Regions from separate parts of the Homo sapiens genome. Here region 1 is linked to region 2. A link is an interaction called in ENCODE POLR2A ChIA-PET data of the cell type or tissue named here. Cell type or tissue: Caco-2. All regions are shown on one strand. Region 1 has its middle 8.1 kb from the start of APOC4. Region 2 overlaps BCAM (basal cell adhesion molecule (Lutheran blood group)).

What was found. Peaks named below come from ENCODE experiments on the same cell type or tissue, not always from the same donor. Only the 100,000 strongest peaks of a DNase experiment are listed, where the experiment ranks them.
Region 1: POLR2A ChIA-PET joins it to region 2 with 7 read pairs; 2 of 35 experiments call an interaction of 5 or more read pairs at or near these places.

Annotation. Positions count from the first base shown.
Region 1 is chr19:44,932,922-44,935,421 of GRCh38, reverse strand. No RefSeq gene overlaps it. Among named protein-coding and RNA genes, the nearest start is that of APOC4, 8.1 kb to the left of the region's middle. In Caco-2, no CTCF peak of the experiment used is centred here; a DNase peak (open chromatin) is centred at 1,383.
Region 2 is chr19:44,813,851-44,816,350 of GRCh38, reverse strand. It overlaps BCAM (basal cell adhesion molecule (Lutheran blood group)), which reads right to left. Exons shown (of 15, transcript NM_005581.5): 7 at 2,063-2,199; 8 at 1,591-1,747. Among named protein-coding and RNA genes, the nearest start is that of BCAM, 6.0 kb to the right of the region's middle. RefSeq lists an enhancer at 2,344-2,500. In Caco-2, no CTCF peak of the experiment used is centred here; no DNase peak of the experiment used is centred here.

The DNA of each region.
Region 1 (2,500 bases), 120 kb before region 2:
ATTTTTTAATTTTTCGTAAAGATGGAGTTTCACCATGTTGGTCAGGTTGGTTTCGAACTCTTGAGCTCAAGTGATCTGCCCGCCTCGGACTCCCAAAGTGCTGGGATTACAGGCGTGAGCCACCGCGTCCTGCTAAATTTACCCTTTTAAAGTGTACAGTTCAATGGTTTTTCCTATATTGGCAAGGTTGCACAATCACCACTATCTAATTTGGAACATGGCTCACTGCAGCCTCAACCTCCCTGATTCAAAGCCATCCTCCTACCTCAGCCTCCCAAGTGGCTGGAACCACAAGTGTGCACCACCATGCCCAGCTAATTTTTTTTAGGAGGGATGGGGTCTTGCTATGTTGCCCAGGCTGGTCTTGAACCTCTGAGCTGAAGCAATCCTCCCATCTTGGCCTCTCAAAGGTTAGGATTACAGGAGTGTGCCACTATGTCTGGCAGGGGATGATTTTGGAAGAGAACTGGAGGAAGTGAGGAGGGAGCCAGGCAGATATCTGGACCCCTGGGGAAGAACATTCCAGGCAAGAGGAACAGTAACTGCAAGGGCCCTGAGGTGGGAACCTGCCCAGTACATTGGAGGAATAGCAAGGAGTTGCTTGTGAGTGATGGAGAGAGAGGGATGAGGCGATCGTGAACCGGGTAGTGTCCTGTTTGTAGGCCTTTGGTAAGTTCTTCTGGGTTTGCTCTGAGAGAATCAGGAGAGTTCTGAGCAGAGGAAGAGCATAATCTGACTTGAGGCTGGGCACGGTGGCTCATGCCTGTAACCCCAGCACTTTGGGAGGCCGAGGAGGGTAGATCGCTAGAGCTGGGCAGTTTGAGACCAGCCTGGGCAACATGGTGAAACCCCGTCTCTACTACAAATACAAAAATTAGCTGGGTGTGGTGACACACACACACCTGTAGTCCCAGCTAATTGGGAGGCTGAGCAGGAGAATCGCTTGAACCTGGGAGGCAGAGGTTGCAGTGGACTGAGATGGTGCCACTGTACTCCAGCCTGGGCAACAGAGTGAGACTCCGCCTCAAAAAACAAAAAAACAAAAAATCTGACTTGAGTTCTAACAGGCTGCTGAGTGAGAAGAAAGGAGAGTATAGGAGTTTGGAGGGTTGATTTTGGGGGAGAAGGGAATGCATTAACCCCAGAGAGTAATATTTATAATTTATTTATTCTCTTTCTTTCTTCTTTTTTTGGTAGAGACGGTGTCTCACCATGTTACCCAGGCTGGTCTTGAACTCCTGACCTCAACTGATCCTCCCATCTCAGCCTTCCAAAGTGCTGGGATTACAGGCATAAGACACTATGCCCAGGTTCAGGATTTCCTTTTTTTTTTTTTTTTTTCTCCTGAGACACAGTCTCACTCTGTCATCCAGGCTGGAATGCATGGCGCAATATTGGCTCACTGCAAGCTCTGCCTCCCGGGTTCACGCCATTCTCCTGCCTCAGCCTCCCGAATAGCTGGGACTATAGGCGCCCGCCACCATGCCCAGCTAATTTTTTGTATTTTTAGTAGAGACAGTGTTTCACCATGTTAGCCAGGATGGTCTCGATCTCCTGACCTTGTGATCCACCTGCCTCGGCCTCCCAAAGTGCTGGGATTACAGGCGTGAGTCACTGCGCTCGGCCCAGGATTTCCTTTTATGTTTTGAGATGGAGTCTTGCTCTGACGCCCAGGCTGGAGTGCAGTGGCATGATCTCAGCTCACTGCAGTCTCTACCTCCTGGTTCAAGCTATTCTCACGCCTCAGCCTCCCAAGTAGCTGGGATTACAGGCACACGCCACCATGCCTGGCTAATGTTTGCATTTTTAGTAGAGATAGGGTTTCACCATGTTGGACAGGATAGTCTCCAACTCCTGGCCTCGAGTGATCCTCCTGCCTTGGCATCCCAAAGTGCTGGGATTACAGGTGGGAGCCACCGAGCCTGGCTTCAGGAGTTCCTTTTTTTATTTTTTGAGATGGAGTTTTGTTCTTGTCGCCCAGGCTGGAGTGCAACGGCACGATCTCTGCTCAGTGCAGCCTCCGCCTCCTGGGTTCCAGTGATTCTCCTGCCTCAGCCTCTTGAGTAGCTGGGTTTACAGGCACCCGCCACCATGCCTGGCTGATTTTTTTTGTATTTTTAGTAGATACGGGGTTTCACCATGTTGGCCAGGATGGTCTCCAACTCCTGGCCTCAAGTGATCCTCCTGCCTCGACCTCCGAAAGTGCTGGGATAACATGTGTGAGCCACAGAGCCCGGCCTCAGGGTTTCCTTTTTAAGGATGCTTTACATTCCATTGCACGTATAGACCACATTTCCTTGACCCATTCATCTGTTGATAAACATTTAGGTTGTTTCCATATCTTGGGTATTAAGCAGACCTGCAGTGAACATGGGAGGGCAGGTATCTCTTCAAGGTCCTGATTTCAATTCTTTTGAATAAATACCCAGAAATGAGATTGCAGGATCATTTGGTAGTTCTATTTTTAATGTTTTGAGGAAACCCCATACTGTTTTCCACA
Region 2 (2,500 bases):
GGGGCTGACTGAGGCCCTCTTTCTTTCTTTTATTTGTTTCTGAGATGGAGTCTCACTCTGTTGCCCAGGCTGGAGTGCAATGGCACGATCTCAGTTCACTGCAATCTCCGCTTCCTGGGTTCAAGCGATTCTCCTGCCTCAGGCTCCTGAGTGGCTGGGATTACAGGTGCATGCCACCACACCCGGCTAACTTTTAGTACAGAGGGGGTTTCACTATGTTGGCCAGGCTGGTCTCTAACTCCTGACCTCAGGTGATCCACCCACCTCGGCCTCCCAAAGTGTTGGGATTACAGGCATGAGCCACGGGGCCCGGCCTACTTTTTTATTTTTATTTTTCCTGAGACGGGGTCTTTCTCTGTCGCTCAGGCTGGAGTGCAGTGGCACAATCTTGGCTCACTGCAGTTTCAACCTTCCAGACTCAAGGGATCCTCCCACCTGGGCCTCCGAGTAGCTGGGACTACAGGTGTGTGCCACTATGCCTGGCTAATTTTTAATTTGTGTGTGTGTGTGTGCAAATGGGGTCTCCCTCTGTTGCCCAGGCTGGCCTCAAACTCCTAGGCTCATACAATCCTCCTGCCTCAGCCTCTCAAAGTGCTGGGATTATAGGCATGAACCACTGCACCCAGCCTGAGACCTTCCTTAGACTTCAGTCCAACTTCTCACCTTGCCAAATCTTGCTTCCTTTACCTCCCTAGACCCAAGAGGTGCGGAACCCAGGGTACTTCCCATAAACTTCTTGCCTGAAAACATCCAAGTCAGAATCTGCTTCTCAGGAAAGCAGACTGCAACACCTGCCACCTAAAATAATCCCCTCTCCTGCTCTCTCTCACTGGTGATATCACCTGTAGATACACTACTGTTACGAAAGGGCTTAGTTAGCATTTACCATCTGTCTCCCCTACTGAAATAACAGGGGTGGTCTGTCTTGTTCACAGATGTGTCCCCAGCATCTGGCGCAGGGTCTACCCCAGGAAGGGATATGTAAGAAGTGCCAAGGGAGAATACAGCCTTTCCCCAGGGCCTGGATGCGAATGAACTGAAAATCATTCTTAGAAGCCTGGGATTCAAGGGATTGGTGAGAAATAGACGGTAGGAAGGATGGGCAGTGAAGGTAGGAACCAGAGGAGCCTGGGGGGTGATGAGGAGATAGCCTTGACTGGGGAGAAGGATCAGCTAGCTAATGGTGGAACTGGCCAGGTGGACCTTGAAGGCCATGGTGAGACACCTGGGCTTCTCCCAAGGGTACTGGGGAGCCATGGCAGATTCTGAGCAGAGGAGGGTCAGGTCTGTGCTATGGAAAGAGCTCTCGACAAGATGCGGTGGCTCACTCCTGTAATCCCAGCACTTTGGGAGAGCAAGGCAGGAGGATCGCATGAGGAGTTCGAGACCAGCCTGGGCAACGTAGCCAGGTCCTGTCTCTGGGAAAAAAAAAAAAAAAAAAACAACCAAAAAAACCCCCAAGAAATGCAGAGAAAGGGTTGAAGGCAGAGTGTTTGGGATGACAGAGCAACTTCAGGGCTGTAGGGAGGAGGGCGCAGAGGCACTGATGCCAGGGCCCCTCCTGCCCGCCCGTTCACCCAGGGCTCTCACAGGCCACGCGCAGCTCCAGCGTCTTGGAGAGCTGCACGTCATCTGCCGCGTCGTAATCCTCCACTCTGCAGCCATAGGTCCCGCTCTGGCCCCGGGTCACTCCCTCCAGGGTCAAGTTCCCCTCGAGATTCACATTCAGCACTTCCTCCTGCTCATCCTGGGAGACGGGGGACGAGGAACCAGGCTCAGAAGCCACCCCGGTTCAGCGGGCTCATGCTAGGTCAGAAGCCACCAGGTTAGTGTCATGCTAAGCCAGAATCAGGGGTCAGGGGCCATCAAGTCAGGTGGCATGCTAAGTCCTGACTCTCTCAAATCAGGGGTCAGAGGTCCTTTTAGTTCGTGGGCCACCAGATCAGGTGGCTGCCTAAGCCATGGGGACTCCCAGGTCCCACATTAGAAGTTATGCAGGTTAGCAGGTCACAGAGGTCAGGGGCTGGGGGGTGGATCCCAGAGGGACCCTTGGGTGGGTCACCTGAAGGCGGAAAAGCGTATACTCCGGGCTGGGGCTGCCGTCCCCCCGGCAGAGCAGCTGGACAGTGTCACCCTCGCGTACCCAGCCTGCTGGGGTGGACGGGCTGCCCACCCAGAACTGCACGTGCTCCGTGGGATCTAAGGGAAGGGCAGGGAGATGGGAATTGTGATCAGGGGAAGGGTCAAGGCTAGAGGACAGGCGAGAGGTCAGCCCTGCATCCCAGGTGAGGGCTATGGCGGGTCAAAGGTTACGGGTCATAGGTTTCAAGCCTCAGGTTCACAATTATTCTGAGTGCCAGAGTTCAGAGGTTGAAATAAACTAAGAGTATAGGTCAAGAGTCAGAGGTCCGTATGGGCGATGGGTCAGTGTGAGACTTGGAGCCAGATGTCATGGGGGGACCCAATTCAGTGTGAGAAGGTGGAAAGCACCATTTAGTCA